Linked DNA regions of Homo sapiens: regions 1 and 3 are each linked to region 2. A link is a loop called in an ENCODE intact Hi-C map of the cell type or tissue named here. Cell type or tissue: ascending aorta. All regions are shown on one strand.

Evidence for each region. Hi-C counts contacts between places; a loop is a spot of excess contacts. Peaks named below come from ENCODE experiments on the same cell type or tissue, not always from the same donor. Only the 100,000 strongest peaks of a DNase experiment are listed, where the experiment ranks them.
Region 1: a loop joins it to region 2, with 6 times the contacts of the local background. A loop is called at or near these places in 7 of 110 quality-filtered maps.
Region 3: it touches region 2 in a loop (2.3-fold over the local background); 5 of 110 quality-filtered maps call a loop at or near these places.

What each region holds. Positions count from the first base shown.
Region 1 is chr12:5,019,476-5,027,475 of GRCh38, reverse strand. LOC100507560 (a long non-coding RNA gene) reads right to left here. Exons shown (of 7, transcript NR_187676.1): 3 at 5,634-5,788; 4 at 4,782-4,985; 5 at 3,855-3,952; 6 at 3,571-3,684; 7 at 1,882-2,382. Among named protein-coding and RNA genes, the nearest start is that of KCNA5, 20 kb to the left of the region's middle. RefSeq lists an enhancer at 1-265. In ascending aorta, a CTCF peak has its summit at 4,834 (motif pointing left); DNase peaks (open chromatin) are centred at 915 and 4,797; H3K27ac peaks cover 2,503 bases.
Region 2 is chr12:5,167,351-5,175,350 of GRCh38, reverse strand. It overlaps LOC105369617 (a long non-coding RNA gene), which reads right to left. Exons shown (of 10, transcript NR_188066.1): 3 at 5,472-5,544; 4 at 3,462-3,542. Among named protein-coding and RNA genes, the nearest start is that of LINC02443, 72 kb to the left of the region's middle. RefSeq lists enhancers at 1,122-2,321, 2,790-3,526. In ascending aorta, a CTCF peak has its summit at 3,433 (motif pointing left); no DNase peak of the experiment used is centred here; H3K27ac peaks cover 1,378 bases.
Region 3 is chr12:5,508,364-5,516,363 of GRCh38, reverse strand. It overlaps LOC124902865 (a long non-coding RNA gene), which reads right to left. Exons shown (of 5, transcript XR_007063188.1): 2 at 6,532-6,788; 3 at 4,156-4,247. Among named protein-coding and RNA genes, the nearest start is that of NTF3, 80 kb to the right of the region's middle. RefSeq lists an enhancer at 5,702-6,901. In ascending aorta, a CTCF peak has its summit at 4,644 (motif pointing right); a DNase peak (open chromatin) is centred at 4,593; H3K4me3 peaks cover 490 bases.

The sequences.
Region 1 (8,000 bases), 150 kb after region 2:
AAGAGAAAGGGAGGGTAGGAAAGGAGGAAATCAAATCATCTTTTCTTCTGATTCCTGGCTCCAAGAGGACTGGTCAGGCTGCAGCAGCTCTTGGGGACATGTGGTCAGCTGAGTGGACAGTGGAGTATGTATGGGGGTGGGTTGGGAGGAGAGGTCTCCACAGAATTTTTAGCAGGAAGAGGACAATGAAGGCCACTGGGAGGTGGTTTTTATCTCTCAATTAGATGTACTCTGATTTATGAGGTGACAGCCAGGAGCCCAAACCGTCAGTTGCTGGAAGCTCATGGGAGACAGGGGGTGGGGGCCTGCCCCCTACTTCTGTCTCTGGAACATTCCCTCCCAGTACTCTGAGCCTCCTTTTCTCTGAGCAGTAGCCCAGCCCTGCTATGTTATATACTTAAATGTCTACCACCACCCTTCCTTGTCATTATCTTAAACAGTTCATAGAGATGAACGTCTACAATATTAGTTAAGAATTTTGGTATTTTTGCTAAATATAAACCACTTTGGTTTATCATATTCACACAATCAACCTACACTAATGAACAATACCTACAAAGCACTCCTACATCAGAGCTGGAGTTGTTACATAGTAGTACAGGATAGAAAAATGAAGGGCCTTCAGTCCATTGAGAATTTCCCCCAAACTCTCTCTGGGACACTGCCTCACAAAGGCTCTCCCCAGCAAAAGTCTCATTCCATTCAGACGTGACCTGGAACATATCATTTCCCTTTGCGCTGCTTTATCAGGCAGAGGCAGCCACAAAGAACTGGGCAAATATTAATGCTAAACTGTGAAGTGACTAATTTTTCCCTTCCCTTGGCTGCTAAGCAAATGAACAAACCTTACTCCTGTGTTTAAAAAAATATAACAGTTTGCCTTAAAATAAGCACCTCACCACCCCCCACCGCCCACCCAAAGGCACTCAACCAGTGCATGGAAAAGGTGTGGAATGTGCTCACATCCTGCGTAATTTAGAGGGAATTTTCTCTGAGTATTCTGTCCACAGGATGTAGCCTTGCCTGGCCTTGGGTTGATTAACTAAAAGGCCAGATGGAGACACAGTCCCCAAATAGCACTGCATAACCTTCAGCAATTCTTTAATTTTCTTGACTATTGAGGCATGGCAAAATAAGAACTTACCTAGAGATGAAAAACAGCCGAAGGGCAATTATAAAGGAGAAAAGTCATCATACTGGAGACATAGAGACAGCTCCCAGGCAAACTGCTTTCAAGAAACCCATCCTATTCTGGGTTTGAACAGCTCAGCCAATATTTGCTTCTGCCATAGTATCTCAGTCATATATTCCCCTTTGCTGGTCCTCAGTTTCCCTCTCTGTGAAGAAGATGGGTGTGCCCCATTTCTCCTTTTTTCCCATTTATTTTTGGAAGCTCTTAGTGGAACATGTATTCGGAGATTTCTCAGTGGGCTTCCATGTCTCCCATCAGAACAGGAGAATTATTGATCCCAGTGGCTTTTATTTGCCAATGTGGCACTTTCAGAGACTTACAGAAGAGGCAGGCAAACAACACAAATGGAGAGAAACCCAAATGGAAACATGCATGTATATTTGAAAACAAGTATTCAGACATGTGCACATGGCCCTCTCCCACTCCCCAGGCACATACACAGAATCACACAACTCTATGAATACACATGCAGGCAGTTGTGAGTAGACAAAAATATATGCAGGGCTAACTATTTACACAGCTACACCTGAAATCAAACAGACCCACACCCACTCTTGAATATTCTCCGTCACAATTTCCCACTATAGGGTTAGAGATCAAGCGAACCTTGACCTCTTTCCTACTCCCAGCCCTCTTCTTCACCAAGGTTATGACGGCAGTCATGGGATCCAAGGATCCAAACACACACGTTTATTGAGATGTTTATTGAAATTCCAGGTGTGGGGAACATCAAGAATAAGAGAGTCCCTCCCGTGAGGGGCTTAGGTCTAGTAGAGGAAGGAGATGCACACAAAGCTACAAAGTCACATGAGAAGTGCTCTAACTGAAGTGAGCACAGGAAATTGGACCTATTTGTTTGATCCTGAGATCTGGACAGAAGGCAATCCTCCTCCTTCCTTCAGAGGATACAATGGAGACCCAGAGCAATCTGCTCAGCACCAGTAAGCTGGAAGCCATGCTGCCTTCCACCCAATTCTCTGTGGGGATGCTGTGCTGGTTTCAGTCCCTGGGTCCTGCTCCTAGTTCAGCCTCTCTTGCTTGCTTCTCAGATGTGTCTGGTGGTAGAAGTTGAGGAAGAGAACGAGGAGGCTGAGGGCTTACAGGAGCACAGATGTGTTGAACCCAACAGGGAAGGGGCACTCAGTGAGGAGACTGTAGGAAGAGGGGGCAGCAGTGGCCACAAACTGACCCTGGGCAAAAGAAAGCATGAGAAGAAAGAGAAGGGAGAGCAGTCAGTTTTTTCCACCCCATGATCCCAAGAATCTTCTTGACCCTTCTCCTGGTCGTGGTTTCCCCAATTCCCCCATCCAGCCATGTCATGGTGGCCCTGATGATAAACTCAGTCTATCCAGAGCCCCGTATGGGACACTTTAGGCTGTCATCACCATCTGGGGGGCAGTGGTTCTCCCAAAACTGCAAGACATCCAGGCACCTGGAGGGTGCAATCGGTGATCACAGACTCACAGGATATTAATGCTTAGAGGTCATCTGGCTGAGGCCCTCATTTTATAGATAATGACATTGAGACCTGAGCATGGAAGCCATTTGCTCAAAGTCCCACACTGTGCCAGTGAGTTAGGGTTAGTTCCAGGATCTGATGAGATGGCTACCGAGGCCCTTGCAAGTTAGGAAGCTAAGGAAGATCTAAGGATGAGAGGGCTTGTTTATGGGCAGATGCCAAGTCACTGGTATAGAGTGACAAGCCAAGAATAGAACCAAGGGTTCAGCCAAGGCCCCTGGAGCCAATGAGATCTCCTTACCAGCTGTAGGGTGGTAAGATATCATTTCCACCAGAAGCAGGGCCACATAGAAGGCCACAACCTGGCCAGTCCATGAAGACATGGACCAAAGAATTAAGCATCCCTATGAAGAAGGCTGCAGAGTGGGGTGTGGGGAGATAAAGGAAAATAAGTGGAGCTGGGCTTAGCTGTGGTGTGGGAGTTCTCTTTGATGTTTCAATCCTCCAAGCTGCAGAGAGCACCTCTGCAATCTCCACAGAGAATCCCTGGAAAGACCTTATCCTGCAGAGGTCCGGCATGAGCCATCTGAGATCGTGATGATGGAGGGCTGGAGTTATTGAGATGCTCAATGAGAATGTTTCTACTACCTTTGTGTTCTCTGGGCTGATGGCTATGAGCATCTCCCAGCAGCCACCTCCCCATCCCAGAGAGGGGTAGCCCGAGAGCTCTGAGGAGCCACAGGGACAAATGGGAGCAGAGGCCTGGTCTCATGACCTCAGGGAAGGGAAAAGTTAGAGACCAGCCATGATATTCCAGGGATGCAGGTCTCCTGAGCTGGGACTCAGCCCAGCAGACCAGCCCAGCAGACCTGCCTTACTAGGGCCTGGAGCAGGGCCGTCCACGGCGCGCATCACTTACCTGGCTGCCTGCTACATATTTGACTCCAGCCCACCCATCACAGGGCATGGTGCCATGGTGGTAGAGATGCAGGAAGGTGGGCTGCTCTGGCTTCATTCATAAAGTAAAGAACACCTGGAGAGGAGGAAGAGATGGCATCAACTCTGGAGGTCTCCTTTCTCCAGACTTCTCCAGGGGCCTCAACTACCCCTTAGAGTGGGATATGGTAATTCTACCTGTTTTACTGAAGAAGAGAGTAAAACTAAAGGGAAATAACAACAGTCAAACACCAATTTATGACCTACTGTGTGCTTTAATTGAAGCTTTTGAAATTCAAACCCTCGCAGGATCTAAGGTCTCAAAGTGTGAAAGCTTCAGGTGGTCTTCTAGATGCTGGGCAGGGCTGTGTGGTGGGAAGAGGAGGGAAGAGAACACTATTCTACTTTATGTGTATAAAATAATCACTTAAATACCACATAATTGTGTGCAGTTTATACTTCTACTACTTCCATTTTTCAAGAAAAAAAAAAAAAAAAAAAACAGAGGCACAGAAAGGTTAAGTAACTTGCCCAAAGGCACACAACTAGTAGGTGGCCAAACTGGGATCAGAACAGTCTGGCTTCAGAGACTGGGTTCTTTCCAATGTCCGATCCTTGCCCCCCAGGCCACCGGGGTAAGAGTTCAGGTGTTGAACAGTCAGCCCAAATCCGGACACCCACACAACACATTCCCACGTGATCTTTGCTCAGATCATTTTGGCAAGAGACTGAGAAGAAAGAGTACCCTCTTTTCATCACCAACCACACCAACATTATGCTCTTGCCCCACCCTGCTTAATCCCACAAGCTCCCTGGCCTCACCAGCAAGGTTTCTTCTCATTAACATGGAAGGATGGCTTTTGCCGTTGGATGACCCTTGCTATATCATGTCAGTTTTAAAATTTGTTTAATTTTCCATTTTAATTTTACCTGGAACCTGGATACTAATGGGGCAAATGCCTACTCCTACTTCTGTTGATAGAAAGCAGGGACCAGGGGAGCCGGCAGAGAGGGATGCTACCTCAGTGGCTGAGCATCCTCCCTCAGCCAGGTACTGGACCAAGGCTTTACTCTGAAATTAGTCTCTGGCATGGCTGCCTGGGCAAACCTAGAGAGCATTCTTGCTGGCAGAGTCAGACACCACCCCAGATTTGGCTGACGGATATACAGGAGCCCATGGGTCCGGGATCTTACCTGTCAAGCAATTCAACGTCCTTTGGAAAGAGGCACCAGCAGCACACGCTCGCCATCTGCTGGGCAGGAAGGGGAAGTTCCATCAGACTGCAGTCCGGCTGGTGCCACGGCTTGGCCCACCTGGGCTGGGTTCAGCCCCAAATCCTCACTGTTCTACGCACCGCTGATTCCACAGTGCCTACCTTCCTGTCTCCAGGAAGATGCCTGTTCGCACAGGAAAGAAGGGGAGAAGCTACTGGAGTGACCACAGAAGGACTCTCCAAATGTGCCCCAGCCCAGAACCTTGGAATCTAATGAGCATGTGGGCATCTTGTTCGTTGAAAAGAAGATTCTTAATCAGTGTGCCTGGGGTGGAGCACAGATTCTGCATTTCCAACAAGCTCCCAAATGATGCTGCTGGCCCAAGGATCATACTTTGAGTCACAGGACATGAGCCCATCACCAACATCCAGTGACTCAACATCCATATCAGCTGGTGAGAAGCCTTAGCTACCTGGAGACAGGCTTCAGCTAGAGTCTTTTGTTCTGCTTCCAGTTGAAACAGAGAACAGCTAACAGTGATGAAATCACTACCACCTAGCTACCGCTCAGTGTGTGCCGGCCCCTGTGCTAAACACTTTCATATATTATCTATCATATATTATCTGATTCCGTCTTCCTTCAATCATTTCGCTTTATAAAATAGGTATTATTATCTCAATCTTATAGATAAGAAAATTGAGTCCCAGAAGAGTTAGGTGTGCCACCCAGAGTCACACAGCAAGTAACTGGCAGAGCTGAGATCCAAATTGATGTTATCTGACTCCAAAACTAGCTAGTCCCCTGCCTCTCATCAAAAGGCTCAGGTGATACCTCCTTGACCTCCGATTGTTATGAAGTTGTTCCTCCTAACCCTCTCCAGGCTTGCTTCCTGCTCCCTGCCATACCCTCATTCCATGCTTTCTCCATCTGTAGTCCACTGGCTGGCAGAAGTAGCTGCAGTTAGCCAGCAGCGGGGTGACCATGACCTGAGAGGAAAAGGAAAGAGGAAAAGACCAAGTCATAAAGCCTGCTGCCACCATGGTGAGCCCCGACTGGCTCGGGCTCCTGAACACCAACACCCCAATGCAACCTCTGCTGACACTTGGTCAACAACTGCTAAAAAGAAACTCCATGGGGTGGCGAGGTTAGAGGCGGCAACTTGCATATATCTTGCTGGTCTCTAATTTTTTAATGTGAGCAAATATAGGCTACAACCCTACCCCGGGTGCCTACTATGCATGAAAGCCTGAGGTGGGTGCTGGAGACACCAAGGTGGTCCATACGCCAGCCCTGCCCTAAGGAGCTCAAAGCCTGGCTGAGAATGTAGAAAAAAATCCTAACCTTACAGGTTGGTGCTAGAGGAAGAGTAGAAAATAGCAGGTGTTCCAGGAGTCGGATCAAAGAATGAGGCGGCTTTGGGCAGACAGAGGGGAGGGAGTGGGAGTTTCATGCCAGGACAAGAGTATGTGGTACCTGGACCTGAGGGGCTAACTAGGAGATCAGCGGGACTGGTGCGGAGGCTCTGACCAAAGGAGAAGCTGGCCACAGAATTGGAGAGACAGAATTGTGAATAAAGGGTCTTGAAGCCTGTTGTAAGGAGCTTGAATTTTATCATTTATTGATTTATTTGACAATAATGTGTTGAAAGGTACAAAGCATTTCTCCATGCTGGGCACTGTTCTGAGCACTGGATCTCATTGATAAAACCAAACAGATACAAATCCCTACCTTGGGGGACATGGCATTCTGGCCATATATGCAAAAGGACCTACTGAGGTTTCTGAGCAGGAAGCTGACTGTGGGCGTGGCAGAGTTTTCAAGGGACTGGGGTGGCAGGAGAATGCCTGGTTGCCATAATTAAATGACAAATTCTCTAGGGCATGCCTCACGTCTCATGAGTTATTGGCAGCCCTCATGTGCTACCAGACAGTACGCTGGGTCTGTCTGTAAACGGATAAATAAGACAGAGGCCTTGCCTTTGAAGTACTTGCCATTTGGGAGGGGAGAAAGACACATACGAAAGTGGTGACACAGTTGGAGAAAGACACAGTCAGTGGGGGGTCAGTATATCCTTAATAAGCTCCTAAGGTGGGGGAGGTGTCTGCGGGGTTTGTCAATTCCTATGGTGTAAATACTGCCACCAGGGTGGAGGGACTTCAAGTTATTTCGCACAAAGTCACTGAACATGAATTTGCGGGGAGACCCACACCTGGTGCTCACCCGCGGGTAGAGTGGCTCCAGCCCACCTCAGAAAGTCCAGGACTGTACCCAGAGCTGGGAATGGCTAAGCAAGGAAACAAATAACCTGGCCGTAGAGGAGTCAGGGACCGCTTCCTGTGAGGCGACAACTGACCTGAATCTAAAGGATGTGCAGGAGTTTGTCAGGAGATTGGGGGACAAGAGCAATTCTGGCAGAAAATCAGTGATGTGCCCAGGCCTGAGGACTTGCTGAGCATGGCTGTGTGGGCTGGCGAGCAGGCCTGTGCTGGATGAGGGTGGTGTGCAAGGCTGCTGAGAGCATATAGAGGGAGACGAGGCGGAGTGGAAGACAAGGCCAGAGAGGACTCTAGAGGGCTTCATGTGTCCATGAAGGGGGTTCAGCCTCAGCCTCTGCGGGATGGGAAGCATCAGAGGCTCCTAGCAGGCAGTGGAACCATCCTCCCTGTGCTTGGGGTAGATTATTGTCAGTAGGGTGGAGGATGCACTGTAGCTCAGCAATAAGAAAGGAAGAGACGAAGAGGAGTTGGAAGAGATGGGGCTGTCCGGACCTGCTTCTTCTGTCTCCTCCCTGCTAACTCACCAACAGGTGGAAGAGATGGAGGAGGAGGCTGCAAGCTGTTCAGTCAGGGTGCCTGGTTTGCACTCTGCCTCTGTGCCTTGCCACCTGCTAAGTTACTTAACCCCTCTGTGCCTCAAACAGTGCTATCATGAGGATTAGATGAGCCAATCCTCATAAAGTGTCGACACCAATTCCTTGCCTGTAATCAACATGGAAACACATCTGTGATGATCATTACCACCTGTGAAAAGCTTTTCCTGACATCCTCACCCCTGGACCAGAGACCAGGTTACTGCCCCATCCTGCCTGCCCTTGGTGCGTGATACATCCTCTCTGTTGCCCACTCAACACACTGCATTGCAACTGCCTGTGTCCACACCTGTCTCCCCTCTAGACTGTGAGCCTCTGGAGGGCAGGGG
Region 2 (8,000 bases):
TTACACCAGTGATTTGCCAGGGGCTCTTCGGCCTTTGCCCAAAGACTGAAGGCTGCACTGTCAGCTTCCCTACTTCTGAGGTTTTGGGACTTGCACTGACTTCCTTGCTCCTCAGCTTGTAGATGGTCTATGTTGGGACTTCACCTTGTGATCGTGTGAGTCAATTTTTCTAATAAACTCCCCTTCCTATATACATATATCCTATTAATTCTGTTCCTTCAGAGAGCCCTGACTAATACACTACCCAAAGGAAAAGAAGTCATTTTATGAAAAAGGCACCTGCACACACATGTTTATGGCAGCCCAATTCACAATTGCAAAGATACGGAAGCAACCTAAGTCCACATCGATCAGTGAGTGGATAAAGAAAATGTAGTATATATCCACCATGGAACACTACTTAGCCATAAAGAGGAAGAAAGTAATGTCTTTTGCAGCAACTTGGATGGAGCTGCAGGTCATTATTCTAAGTAAAGTAACCCAGGAATGGAAACCCAAATACTGTACATTCTTACTTATAAGTGGGAACTAAGCTATAGGGAAGCAAAAACATATACAGTGATATAAAGGACTGTGGGAACTTGGCGGAGAAGTTGAGAGGAGGGTGAGAGATAAAAGACTACATATTAGGTACAGTGTACACTGTTTGGGTGATGGGTGCACTAAAATCTCAGAATTCACCAGTAAAGAACTCATCCACCCTAAAAACTATTGAAATAAAAAATAATAATATAAAGAAAAATAAAATAAATAATAATAAACTATTGTTACAATAGCTTGGGTGAATCTCAAAGGCATAATGCTGAGTGAAAGAAGCTAGTTTCAGAAAATTACATGCTGTATAAATTCATTCATATGACATCCTCAAAAAGATAAAACTATAGTAATAGAGAAAAGATCATTGGTTGCCGGGGTTAGAAATATGGAGAGAGTATGACTACAAAGGGAGTAGTAGCATGAAGGAGTTCTTTGGGGTCATGGAACTGTACTGTATTCTGATAATAGTAGTGGTTACATGATCCTACATATATGTTAAAGCTCATGGAGCTATAAAACCCCCGAAAGTCAATTTTGCTATATTTTAATTTTTAAAGAAAGGAACATAGAGCTATTTTGAGAAAAATAAAGACATGAAAGGATAGCCCAAGAGAGTCCAGTAGAAGAAGCAGAGGCAAAGTTTTCCTTGGCTCTTGGTTATGGGCTGTCTGCTGAATATGAGTCTTGGATCTTTTTCAGCATCAACTTGCAGAAGCTATGCCTTTCCACCCTTGCCCTTGTAGCTTCTCTGAGTCCAGGTCTCCCCACTCCCATGCCAATGGACCCTTCATAATGGGGAAGGCATCACAGCAAGACGCAGGCTTGGGGCTTTCCCAATGACCAGGTTCTCATTAAGTGCCATCTCACCATCAACCAGCGACAGCAATGTCCCTCTTGCCCAAGCTCCTCCCTTCCCTGCACTCTGGTTGCCCTCTAAATGGCACCAGCCCAAACCAGGGACAGTCACTCGTCCACTCACTTCCCAAATATTTACAGAGCGCCTGTTGGGTGCCAGGCTCCTCCAGGGGCCCTGCTGCCAGGCCGAAGCCCACGGCGGCATATTCTGGAGAGCCCGGCTGTTGGAGCAGCTGTCCTCTCAAGAACCAGCACTGGCATGTCCTGTCCCAGAGGACCCAGGTCGTTATCTCATTTCCCATCTTTGCAGATTTTAAATGCTTTCCAACACTTCACCCCTTTCTCAGATGAAGATTTAAACATAGGCGGGTGGACATCCAATATGGTAATATTTTTCTGTTGATTCATCAACCTCCACAGGCACTTGCTTCCTTGATTCTCTGACCTTATTCAGTTGGTACTTTCAGTGTGACAACTTTTCTCAACTCACTGGCAGAAAAAATCATTCTCGTCCTGTTTCCAGAGGTGCAACAGGAGGTTGGCAAGAGTAAGTCTTAAAGAACAGCAGTGATGCCTGCTAGGGCCCTGACAGATTGGCAATAGAACTGGGGCTAGAGTCTACACCGCAAGAGCTCCCGTGCGTTTCCACAGTCAAACAACCCAGAATGCTGAACATCTTACAATCTGAAGAATTTGTCCAAAAACCAGACAGAAATGGAGGAAGCTCTCTCCCAAGTATCTGCATAAGCAACGTAGGGCAGAAACACTTTCAAAACTCTGTCGTGTCCTGGGGGCAAGAGATGTTTTTGATAGATGTTGCGATGACAGCAGTTCACAGCAGCCCCACATTCAGGGAACTGTTCCAGCGCGCCAGAGGTTGGGAGGCTTTTAACTCTCTTCATTCATCCTCACACACGCCAGCTAAGCGAAAGCAACGTGAAGGAGCTGACAAACCACAAAGACCAGGAAATGCAGAGTAAATGCTGATCGGAAGAGCAGTAGAAGGTAAATGGGTATCAAAATATAATCTGGGAGTGCGGGCTGGCCTTAGGATGCTTGAAAGCTGTTCTGATGACTTCCCAGCACACGCGGAGGAGACCAGCCCGCAGGTGCCAGGAGCGGGAAGGGAAGCAAATGTACACCCTTGTGCACTTGCCCAGTGCACACCGCAAATGTGCTGTCCCTGGTGCGGTGTGCAGCAAGGCTGGCCTAATGCTAAACTTTGGTCAGAGCTTTGCTGAGTGAGAACGCCAGTTCCAACCCTCAATGTGACACTTTATTAATTAAGTGAGGGATTTACAGCAATAACTGATAATCAAATGGAACAATTGTAACAATATACTGCAATACAAGTTTTGTGATTGTGGTCTCTACCTTGCTGTACTGTGCTCACCTATCTTTGAAATTCAACTGACTTCATGTAACTGAAACTGCAGAGAGTAAAAATCATGGAAAACGGGTATTATTGCATGTCTCTTGACCTTGGCAGTCCCAGGTGGTTGGGAGAGCACCTGACAGATCCTAGCAGGCTGACCTCAGTGCTAGTCCCAGCTGTAACTAGCTAAGTCACTGAGTAAGCCATCTGCCCTCTAAGGCTCTGCCGCAGATGCAGCTGTGTGCCCTCCAGGTGCCCAAATAGATGAGAGAAGAGCACAGCAAAATTTCCCATCCAGACAGCCCCTCTGTACAACCCTTGACTTTCAAATCTTGAACCTCTCGGGCATCGGGGCACAAAAACCCTGGTAGGTTCACAAACACTGAGGACCTGAGCCCTCTGATGCCTCTGGCGGGACCATGTTCTGGGTGGGACCGTGTTCTTGGACCACCGTGGGCACACGTCATTCTGAAGACACTTGTTCTCCAGTCTACAGGCCACCCTTTGCCCATTCCCACTCCTCTAGTGAATCTGAATGGCAGAGACTGAGGCAATTCTCCGGATTTCTGAATCTGCCCTTCCTTAAAGGCTGCTGGAAAGGATTGTACCGCCAAAGGGAAGAAATCTCAGGGAGATGCTGCCCCCTTCTGGGAAACATGCAAAAGTAAAACCCCAAAGACAAGGAATTTCCTACCTGTTCTGGAATTCTCGCTGTGGAGATGCACTGCTCTGTGTTCTGGGGATAACCAACACATTATATGCTAGATGCAATTGCCTGCAAGAAGAGGAAACGTGGATTAGATTCATCATTGACTCACCATTGAGACCTTCCTTCAAAGACAGGAAAAATCTCTGAGAGGGAGGGGCCGGATTTAAGAGGTTATTGCTGCCATCCCCTGCCTCTGAGCAAGAGCTGAAGCATGGCTCAGTCTCCTAGCACCCTCATCTTTAAAAAGAAAATCTCCCTCTGTCTGATAAATCCCTTTCCTGCTACACGTTCAAGTTCACACTTCCCTTGGGTCAGGGATTAATGGGGTGAACAAACCAAATCTGAGCACCTATTATTGCTTAGCTCAGGAATGCAAGCCATAGCCTTGCCCTTGGGGAGCTCACAGTATAGTCAGAGGGACAGAAAGGTAGTCCAAGAGAAAATATATGTAACATGCGTGAATGTGCCTGGGTGTTACAGGGGTGTCCGGGAACACAGACTAGATGGGGGTGCATCAGGGTCCTGAAGGTGTCCTCATGCACCTTAACTCAGCTTTAGAGAATGTACAGGACTTAAGGAGTGATGGTCAAGAAGGAAAGCGATAAAAGTGTGAGACTGTGCACAGCTAGACGTGCATGGCGAGAGGAAAAACATTCCTTGTTCTTTCTTTCTGTCTTGTTTTCTTCCCTGTGGGGATGAGAAAGCAATAGGCCACTTCAGCTTGAGTTGAATGGCACGCCATTGAAAGCAGCCGCTGGACTGTCAGAGTTTACATACAACCTTCTGGCCATAAATAGCACCCTGCATGCACTTACACACCCCCTCTGAAAATAGCATTGGCTGTTCTCACAGTGATTTGAACTGAGAGTTTATATTTAGTTTACTCTCTCCCATCTATTTATATTTCTTTTGTTTACATAAATATCCCTCTCGATTTATTGCTGTCACGTCTGGGCACCTGACATCAATAGAAGAACACATAGCAACTTCATTCCATATGAACTGGGCAGTTAAATCCATCTCCCCCTTATCTTTGATGTGTTCTCAAATGCACATCTTAGAATTCCACAATCCCAGGCTTGAAAAGAGACTTGAGAGGCTTTTATTTTCCTCCTCCCCTCCCTCCAGCTAGATTCCCTGGCACTGGACTGTTTAAATTTCACAGACTTCCCAAAAAGGGAGCTGTACCCTACGCCTTTGGTCCAAAATTGGCATTTTTCAGCCATAGATTCATTCTGCTGGAGCCTGTGAACAGTTCACTCTGCTCGAAGGGCGCTTCACGAACTCACAGGCTGTATCCCTGCAGTCAATTCCTTTCCCCAACCAACATGCCCACTTTATTTCCCTGCAGCCCTCAGCTCTTTATTTTTTATTTTTTATTTTATTTTATTTTTTTTGAGACAGAGTTTCGCTCTGTCACCCAGGCTGGAGTGCAGTGGCGCGATCTCGGCTCACTGCAAGCTCCGCCTCCCGGGTTCACGCCATTCTGCTGCCTCAGCCTCCCGAATAGCTGGGACTACAGGCGCCCGCCACCGCGCCCGGCTAATTTTTTTGTATTTTTAGCAGAGACAGGGTTTCACCGTGTTAGCCAGGATGGTCTCGATCTCCTGATCTCGTGATCTGCCCGCCTCGGCCTCCCAAAGTGCTGGGATTACAGGCGTGAGCCACCGCGCCCGGCCTTTTATTTTTATCAATCTTTTTGCCATTTTCACGGACTCTCCTCGGAACCCCCCCTCCCCCTCCGCCTTCCGATTCTGCATTTTCCTCAAGGTTGAGGGTTCAGAATCCGAGTGAGGCCCTGGGTTTGGTGGGAGGCCATCGGAAAGGGTGCTTGAGTCCCTGGGGCAACACCCAGACCCAATCACGATGTTCTGGTGCCACCTTAGGGTATCATAAATAGCACACGAAACTCTGTGGACTCCAGACCTTTCTCTACCCTACTCCTGGAAAAGTAGAAAGAACAGAGGCTTTGGAGTCAGACAGTTCTAGAGGTACCTGTTAAGTTGTGGAGTTGTAGAGTCTTGGGCAAATGCATAAGCCTCTCCGAGCCTCGGTCTCCTCATCTCATCTGTAAAATGGAGACAATAACACCTTTCAAAGCTGCAAGAAAATATGAAGAACAGGAAGAGTAGGTGTCCAAATGTTATGAAATGTCTAATATTGCCTCTGCTCTCTTCCCTTGAGAAGCCCACATGCCCCTCCTGACATTTTTTAAATCCCCCTTCCCATTAAGACTTCCTAGAGCTTCCGTAGAGTCTAAGGAAGTCTGAGTCGCCCTCTGAAGTGAGAGTCGGTGTTCCTAGACAGGAACAAGCCATTTTTACCATAAACTACAGGCCTGGAGTTCCTGGAAAGAGATTAAATTGCTGCATAGTCTTGGTGGCTATTTGGACAGCCTGCCTGGGCAACCAAAAAGCAGAATCCTGTTCTGCGGTGAACAGCATCCTAAGCGGGAGGGACACATTCCCCATCTCTGTTGAGGATTGAGCAGGAGGCGTAGGAGAAGACGGGGCAGGGAGGTGGAGACTGAGGCACCCAGAGAAGAACAGCCAGATGGGGAAGGGGACAGACCGCCTGGAAGAGGCAGGACCGGCAGACACCTCGTTCTCATGCACGCTGTCTCTCTTGCATTCTTGGCTCCAATCTCATCGGCTTCAGTCTCTCACCAAACATACAGCCAGTCTGGTATTTATTCCAGGTAATCTTGCCTTTTATTGCAATCTCAAGCCAAAGGAGGAAAGAACAGAATCAAAAACTCAGAGAAAAACAAAATTCTAAATTGTATCCAAGTTAAATGCTCTCCTTCAGCATGCACGCTGGATCATATAAATCACCTGAGAAAAGGAGGCCACTTTAGGAGCCTGCTCTTTAAAATCGGCCTCCCGGTCAGGGTCAGCACTCTGGCTTCCGGCAGGTAGGGGGGAGATGAAAGCCCCGGGTTCCCCAGAGAGGCAGTGGCTGAGGCAGGCAGTTACCAAGGGAAGCAAAGGACTCCCAGCTGGACCGAGGCCATGCACCCAGGGAGATCGTCCCTGAAGAATCTAGTTTTGTCTAGGCCACACCAGCTCCTGCATCCCCATCTTGCCCAGGATGAGAAGCTGGTCAAGTCCTCCCTTTCCCTTTCATTCAATAACAATTTGTAAAGTTTCCACTGTGAGCCAGGCGCTGTCCTAAGCACTTGCCATCCATCGATGAACTCAGCAGGGAAAACTCCTATGATCATAAGGTTTGCATTAGCTTTCCTGATCCACGGCTAATGATTGTCCCTGATATTAATGTGGTACTTAGTTCCCGATGAATGTCTTTAGATACACTGTCTCGTTTGAATTTCATGGCAGCCTTTGAGGTTAGCTCAGCAGATCCCGCAGCTGCCATTGGTGAATAAAAGAGGAGAGGTACACACAGAGAGCGGAGGCAGAATGATTCAGAGGTGGAGTCAGAACAGGAATTCAGAGCTCCCGATTCTCCCCATAGGGGTCTGTCCTCTGTCACTCTCTGCTCCTGCCTTGATGCTGATGAAATCCAAGTCAACCACTTCTGTGCTGGGGCCATTCCTCCAGGAAGCCTGCCCAGACTGCTTCACCACACTGATCTCCCCATCCTTGAATTACTGTAACTCTTATGCAAGTGCCATGTTAGTTGTTCAACACTGTTTTGGGCATCATACTTCCCTGGCTACAGTGTAAACTCCTGGCTGACAGAGGCAGCGTAGAGAAACTCGGGATCCTTCAGCCGCACTGCCTGACCAGGGTGCTGCAGTCCTTTTTATGATGTCCCAAGACCCTGATGTCCTCGGTTCTCAGGACCACTGAGTGGGGTCTGGAGCATCAGGACATGACCTCTGGCTGCAGGTGGCCTCATTAATTTATTCTGGTGAATTTTGCAAATCACTTTGTATGTGTCCCATTCTATGAAAAAAAAAAAAAAAAAAAAAGCTGGAGAGCTCTGCTTATATCCACTAGCAGAGTACTGGACACCTGGTTGGTGGTTAATAGATACCTGGCGATGTGTTGAATGCTGAAAAGACAAATGTCACAGTATTGCAAGCTGGGAAGGATGGGTGAAGTATCTCATTATTGCAAATGAGGACTGAGACCTAGAGAAGTGGATGATTTGTTGAGGGCCCCACAGTGCATAGGTGTCAGAGCCAGGCCAGGGCCTCGGCTTCTTAGTCTGTATCCATGCCAGGAGCTCACTTTGTTATTTAAATGGGCAGGCTATAAGAATCCAATGGGCCACGATTCCAAAACAGGGCTAAGTGTGAGGAAAGAGGTCTTTTTACATCCTTGCTTCAGTCCTTGGGAAAATTGAAGACTATGCGTTACGGACAGTCTGTAACCTTCGCTCGGATTCCAAGGAAAATGGCTTCAGGTTTGCCAGCAAGTCAGCAGACCAGAAAGAGTGATGGGACAGGGAGAAGTAGCCCATGGGCAGCTGAGGTCAGAGACCAGGACTTTGTCACCAGTCCCAGATGGCCAGAGTCTCAGAGGACTGCTAAGGCCGCAGGACAAAAGTCTCCATTCC
Region 3 (8,000 bases), 340 kb before region 2:
TAAAATGGAAGTAACTATAGTACTTACCTTTTCGGTTGGGAGGGGAGAGGGATGGTTTTACTTACTTTGAAGAAGGAAAAACAAATGCTCAGAGAAGGGAAGTGAGTGGTCCAAATTGTTTTCTTTTTCTTAGAGAAGCAATGGGATTTGATGTTCATTTCCTGAATTCCAAGAGTGATATTGTTTGAGCTATATGATAGACTTGCCCATTCACTTATTTTACAAAATAAGATATTTACAAACATTAGCAGAATGAATGTGAACACTTAGGGATTCATTCCACAAACATTTATTACGTAGATGACAAAAGCAAGGTACTGTTCAAATACTTAACATATGGTAGCACACCAACCAGCCAAGACCCCTGTCTTTAGGGATCTCATCATGGCAACGAACAAGTAAATAAACAAATACATGGTATAATACAGGGCAGTGGTAAGTGCTATGAAGAAAACTAGAGCAGGGCAAAGGGCTAGAAAGTGAAGGATGTTGTGGGGTAGTGGTGATGGTGGCTATTTTAGCTCTGGTGGTCAAGGAAGTTCTTTCTAAAGAGGTGAAACATGAGCAAAGCTTGAAATGCCATAAAAAAATGGTCCATGAAGAGGTCTGAGTCAGGAAGGTAACAGGCACCAGTGCAAAGGCACTAAGGTAGGAATGTCTGGTGAATGTAAAGAAAAGCAATACTGCCCATGTGACTAGAGCAGGGTTAGAGAGGTGGTCAGGGCCAAGTCATCTGGGGCCTTTGATTTTATGTTAAGTGTGATGGGAAGATAGCGGAGGGTTTATGATCTAAGGATTAACCTAATCTGACTTATGTTTGAACAGGATCTTTCTGCCTGCTGGTTAGAATAGAAGGTGGGAGAGAAGGATGGAAGCAAAAAGACCAGTTACCAATTTTTTTGCAAAAGAATAGGTGAGAGGTGCTGATGGCTTGCACTGGGATGGTGGAGGTGGAGGTGGTGCGAATTGGCGGGATTCTGTGTATGTTGTGGGGGTAATGCTACAGGATTTGCTATGGATAAGATATGTATAGAACTAGGTGAATGAAGGTATATCATGTATAGAGGTGAGTAAGACAGAAGGATGCAGTTGGGGACAAGACTGGAAATCATGTTTGGCTTTGAATATTAATCGTACTTGCAAAGAGAAATGTAATTTGAGTAAAACTTGAAGAAGTATAAATACATAAGTAATATAAACATCACCCTAATTGATTTTTCTAATTGTTGATCATTGATTAATCTGGTTTTACCTCCTGACTTTTAGAAGAAAGAACTGAATTCGAATCTAATGATTTATTGGCATATACTTGTAGCGGTATTTTGCACCTTTAGGATTATGAACTAGTAAGTTCCTTCAGGGCAGGGATTCATTATTTATCTTTGTCATCTCCTGGGCTTAGCTGATGCCTGCTTGATTTACAATAGACTTCTAATAAATGTTAATTTATTAGAGAAAAATAAAATACTTGCACAAGAAAACAGGGTCAATCCTTAGCAAAACTATGAGTGTGGGTGTGCCTGGGGGCTCTGCTTCCAATCCCTGCTTAGTTCCGGTGACCTCACGGAGGCCTCTCCTGGAACACTCTGTCAGGTCTGCATTCCCACAAAGCCTCCTTCCCAGCCCCATAAAGGTCATTCCTGCACCCGATTTCCACTTCACCTATCATGCCACTGAGACAGGAGGTAGGATGTGTGCTCCTCTATATGACATGTACTATGTGTGATGTAATTCAGAAGACCAAGTCTTTGGGCCACGGTTTCAGATACCATGGCTGGCCCAAGTAGCTGACACATTATGGCACCCAGTTTTAGAGAGACCCTGAAAAATAAAATTCTCTCATGTAAGCGATTGCCTGTATGCTTCTATACACAGGGCCGGACTTACAGGAGGGAAGTGATATTTTTAAGACATAAACTAGGCAGTACAGAGGCAGAAAGGGCAGACCACGTGCAAGGATGCTCAAGAAGGCAAACTAAGGGAGATGTGGGCTGTCCTGGGGGTAGATCCAGGGTGTATTGTCAATTAGCCATTGCTGTGTAACAAACCATCCTGAAACAATCGGTGATCGTGACTCAGGAGTCTGTGGGTCAGCTGCACACTTCTGCTGATCTGAGCCAGGCCCGCAGATCTTGGCTGGGCTTGGCTGGGACTCATTCATATGTCTGGGGCTCAGTTGGCTAATATGGTTGTTAATCTAGAACGGTGTTGGCTGGGTCAGCTGGCACTGCTCCATGTGTCTCATCCTCCCACAGGCTAGCCTCGGTGTTCCTTCATGGCAGCTACAGGGGTCCAGGAAAGAGAGAAGGGTTGGGCAAGGCCTCTTGAGACCTGGGCTCCACACCTACACCTTGATACTTTTAGTGCATTCTTTTGGCTAAAGCAGTCAGAAAGCCAATCCAAATTTCAGGTGTTAGGGGATAGGCTCCAGCTCTTGCTGAGACGAGTGTGAACTCAAAAGGCAAAGGACTAGCATGCAGGAGTGGAGAACTGGGCCATTTCTGTAGTCTGTTTACTCTGGGGAACAACCCTGCGTTTCCACTCTTGATATCTAAGGTCCTCATGATGCATTGTAGTGGCATAGTCCAGGGGAAGGATGACAAGGGGACAAGCAGACAAGGGCCTGGGCGCTAGGAAGGAGGCCCTCTTCTTCCTGCCCTTCCCAGGAATGCTTGGCCATACGCTGTCCCATTGGAGGGGAAGGCAGTTCCTTTGTGGGTGTCACTGGGGGGTGGGCATCAGAAGCTCACAGCCTTTTAGAGCTGGCATGGACCTGGACAACAGCCAGCACCATCTCCTCCTCCCTTTACAGAAAACTGAGCCCCAGCGAAGGGAAGTGACTTGCTCAAGGCCACAGAGCTACTGCTGGCTCCAGGAGGATCCAGAGGGATAGGAAGCGTTTCTTTTTGACTTTTAAAATGTAAAATGACAACCTTTCCAAAGGCAAAGGAGCAAGTCAAACTCATTAGGTTTTAGGAAAACATTTTAAAAACGAGGTAGGGATTTCAGGAGCAGACAGATTAGGGATATCATTTACAAAGGTATCAAAAACCGAGGTCAGGGATGTTGGGAGGCCATTCCTGTGTCTCCAAGCTGCCTGGCAGCAACCATAATGGGCTTTGGTCTCAAGGCGCTTATCTATGGGCAGGTTGTCCTTGAGGGAAGGAAAATTGGAATTCTTTTTCTTTGCTGGTCCAGATTCTTCTCCTCAATCTCCCTTCTGCTCCAGCATGCTATGTTTTCTCCATCTCTTCATTAAAGAAAATGCATAAGCCAGGTCTTAAACATCATTCATTTATTTCAACTAATAAAATATACGTATTGAATGCACAATCTCGGTTGGGCACTCTTCTCTGTGCAGGTAACAGTGCAGCCAAAAGAACAGACACGGACTCTGCTCTTAAGGGACTTTGCATTTTCATGAGCAGAGCTCATCCATCAGTGAGCACAAAAATATCAGGCGAAGAGGATCGCCAGGAAGGGGTTACAGCAGGACAGTGACGGAGTGCCTGGGGAACTACGCTGGGTGGTCAGAGAAGGCATCCTTGGAGAGGTGACCCTTAAAATTGCAAGTGGAAAGACAGGGAGGCGATGGCCAGGTGTAATCTGAGGAGGTGCCTAGTGCAAAAGCCTCCCTGAGCCAACCCGGGAGGGGGTCCTGTCTGCAGCACAGCCTAGCTTGTCACCTTTAACACATAGCAGGTTTTACTCTCCAAACAAAGAGTTTTTAAAAAACGCTTTTTCCTATTTGAAAACAGACTGTCAGAGTTGGCTCAGAACCCATTTGCTGGGCTGACAAGGGAATAAACACTCAGGCCCTTTCATCTCGATGGCCTTAAGTGGAGCCAGCGCCCTGGTGTGTGGGGCAAGAAAGATTTGAACCCTGGAACCGCATCCAATTTCCCCCAAACCCCAGTAACAAGATCTCGTAGACTTGACAAGCGGGCCCTGTCCCCACTTCCCTCTGGCTTCCCCTCATTCTCCTACCCGCACCGTCCCTGCCCCCTGGAATTCATGGGCAGAACAGCTGCACTGGGGGCTCAGTTTTCAATGAAACAATAAAATACTCCTGCGTGTCCCTAAGAGTATGGCATTTATGACTGGGGTGGGCTGGCTTCCCTTCGCAGACGCCCCCTCCCCAATTCCCAGACTCACCAACCCAGACGCCCACACGTCCCGCAGCCGTCCTTAAGCCTCTGGGAACTGCAGCATGGGTGCCTCAGGAGGTCCTTGTCCAGAACACAGTCCTGGAGGAAAAACAAATGCACGTCCAGTGCGGGGAGCACCTTTGCCAAGCGCATGCGAGTGCACATCTGTGTCGAGGGCCATGCAGCACAGCACCCTCCCGGAACCCCCTCCTCCCCCCATGCACACAGCTGCCTGGGGGAACTGTCTGCTCTCTTGTTCAAGGACAGGAACATCTTCTCTGGCTCGGGGAGGAAAGCTAGCGGGTGTGGCCCACATCCCCATCAGCACTGCACCCCCACCCCTGCCCTCGGGCTCTCGTCTAACACGCCACGAGGTCCTTGACTTCATAAGTTTCTCTTTTGCACAGCGCGTACATTTGGGCACTAAGCCTGGTCCCCCTGGGCTGCTTTCCAGGGGCCAGATAGGAACTTCCGTGCCTAGGGGGCCAAACCTTGCAAGCTTCCACGTGGGGGCGCAGCGTGCCAGCCGACGGTTCCGCGTCACCAGGCACCCAGCACAGAGTTTGTGCAGTTATTTTGCACATTTCATTTAATTTTGTCCTTACTGTTTTATAAAGATGAGTGGAAAGCTGGAGTAGAAAGCACAGATCTCATGAACTTAATATAAATGAGACAAAGATAGGAGTCCTTAGGCACGCCCAAGGAAGACCAAAGAAGCCACAATCAGATGCTCACCAGAATTAAGCTGTGTTCAGATGCATGCCAGGCACGTTCGCGCCTTAGGGCCCTGTACCCAGAATGCCCTTTCCTTGATTTCCACGCGGCTCATCCCTCACCTCCTTTCCAAGTCATTGCTCAAATCTTAGTGTATCAATGAGGCTTTCCCTGATCCTCCTGTTTTAAATTGCAACCTGCACTCTACCCTCCACCTGCATTCTGGATCTTCTCTCTTGGGCTCTGCTTTTGTCTCCCTTTGTTTCCTCCCCATAGCACTTATCACCATCTAACATTTATGATGTGAAGTTTTCATTATCCATCTCCTTCTGTTATTAGATTGTGCGCCCCACGAGGGATATATTCTGAATACCTGGAATGGTGTCTGGTACCTAGGAGGTGCTCAACAGATATCTGTTGAGTGACTGCATGTTGAATTGTAGCAGAAGTAAATGAATGAACATGTTCAAAATATGGTTAGTATATTGCAAAAATTATGCATAAAATGTGGATATAATTACGATTTTACAATCTTTTTTTAGCTCTCTGGGAAAATACACCCCTATGCCATATAAATCTCTGGTTGTGCTTTTGAACATTTGCTTTTGGCTCACAATTCGAGAAGCACACTAGCCATGGTTAGCAGGGAACAGCTTTTGGACAAGCTGAGCCCAGGGTTACAGGAGACACAGGATATGGGCAGAGTTCAAGGCAGGGCGGTGAAATCTAGAGAGGCTTCTCGGAAGAAGCAGTGTGACCTGTCCTTCTTGTGATTGACATTTGGCACACCCCAGGGCAGATTCTGCCAGATTTAGCAGGGAAAGCCTGGGAATTGCAGCCAGGGTCTGTCTAGAATACTCTCTAGGTGTTTGCTAGCTGACCTTTGAGGCAGGTAAAGCCGCCTCATACACTGCAAGGAAGGCGTTGGAGCCAGAGGAAACCCTCTCTGATGGGAAACAGGAGACAAGACATCTGGCTCTTTCCCAGGCCAGAGGAGCAGAGGGTGCAGCTCCCAGTGAGGCCTGGAGAAGAAAGGAAGGGAGGAGTTCCTGGCATAAGGACAGGGCCCTTGCCCCCTCCCAATTTCCTCCAGTTCTGTTCATCAAACCCTTAATAAACCTGTTCCCTTTCCCGCAGTGAGCAGTTACGAAGTGCTAGGCCCTGTACAAGCACTTGAGCGGCAACGACTCAATTCCCACAACTCCCACGTGCTGCTCATCACTTTTCCTCTGCTCTACTGATACAGAATGGGAAGAACGGAGGGGTGAGTTTGTCCCGGGACTATGGTTGGAGGGAGTCAGTGTCAGAGCCCAGCTGTTTGGTTCTGGTGCTCACACTCTTAACCACTGCCAAGCCCAGGAAGGCCCCAGGCCATGCTGGGGGGCCCAGTGGGATTCCTCTCACCCACCTCTAAGGATTCCATCACCCTACATTCCATCCCAGAATGCAGAGGTTCTGTGGGGAGTGGGTAACAGAAAATAAACCCTTTAGGACCAAAGTGGTAAAAAAGACAAACAAAAACAGCTTACATGCAAAATCAGAGAAAATCTTGTTTTGGTGAACCAGATGGCTAGTCGCCCAGAGACAACCTCATCTCGGGTTGAGGAAGTTGTTTCTCTCTTTCTCTACACACAAACAGAAAATGTGCATAATTTCACCTTATTCTCACCTTAGTCTCAGAACTTTGCTGCGGCCTGGGACCATGGACCTGAAGAGTGGGTGTCGCTGGCTGGGATGAGTGTGTACAGCTGGAAGTATCTGTTGGTTTAGTTCTTCTGAGCCCCACCTCCAACCTTGACCAGGGTTGACTCGCCACAAAGCTAATGGAGCTTCAGCTTCAGGTTTCTTCACTTGCCCCTGTCCTTCCAAAGACTGCAGGGCATCCTAGCAAGGTATTCACGTGGTTATTATACGGTTTTAACAGTTCTGTGGAAGTAAGGTTAAAATTATTCTCATATGAAGAAATAAATTGTAACAAAAAATCTTAGATCATACTAAAAGTATTAGTTCATTAAGAGGAAGACATACATTTCCAATCTTTATGATACATTTCCAATGGAAGTAATAAGTAGGCTCTTGGATTATAATATAACCCAATTAAAAGAAAGGGATGAATTATAAGCTCACATCGGAAAAAAGATTTTCCTTTTTTTGCTGACTCAACATAAAATCAGAACATTGACCAGGATAGCATAACTATGGTGCAGACATTGGTGACCGACTGGTTAATGAGTGTTGGCAATTCAAAGAGCATTTAAGATTAGTCACTGCATTAATAGATAATGAAAATGTCCTGACATTTATCAGCCGATCTGTGAAAGAAACTTGATAGACATTTTCCCAAATTTGGTACCAATTCTGAAAATGTATGTGATGTTACCGCTGATAAGTTGTGAACTTCAGACTTTTCCATATTGGAAAAAAATCTGATCAACCATGTTACAAGAGAAGTTAAATTATCTTTCTCTTCTCTCTATGGAAAAGAATATTATAAAACTATTGTCACATATGAAGATTATTCAGCCAAAAATATGGGAAGTAAAGTATGACAGACAGTTAATGCAGCTATGAATATCATGTTATTCTTCCATATTTCCAGATTTTTCAGTGGTATCTATCAGCTTTTGAGGTTTATAATTGGTTGTGATTTATTTTATCTCTAGGTATTTGTACTGGTTTGCTGGGGTTGCCTTAACAAAGCCCTACAGACTGGGAGCTTAAACAACAAGAATTTACTGTCCTGCAGTTCTGCAGGCTGAAGTCTGAGATCAAGGTGTTGGCAGGGCTGGTTTCTAAGGGATCTGAGGGAAGGCTCTGTTCTAGGCTTCTTGCCTTGGCTTGCAGATGGCCATCTTCTCCCTGTGTTACCACATCGTCGCCTCTCTGTGTTTGTCTCTGTCCTAACCTCCTTTTTCTTATAAAGACATGAATCCTATTGGATTAGGGCCCACTCTTACAATCTCGTTCTAATGACTTCTTTAAAGACCCTACCTGCAAATACAGTCACATTCTGAGTAGTGGGGGGAGGGCTCCAACATACTCATTTTGAAGAAACACAATTTCAGCCCATCACGGTATCCAATCTAGTATTTTGTTTAAAAAGAGGAGTCCACAATTTTTGTTTGCTTGTTTCAAGCA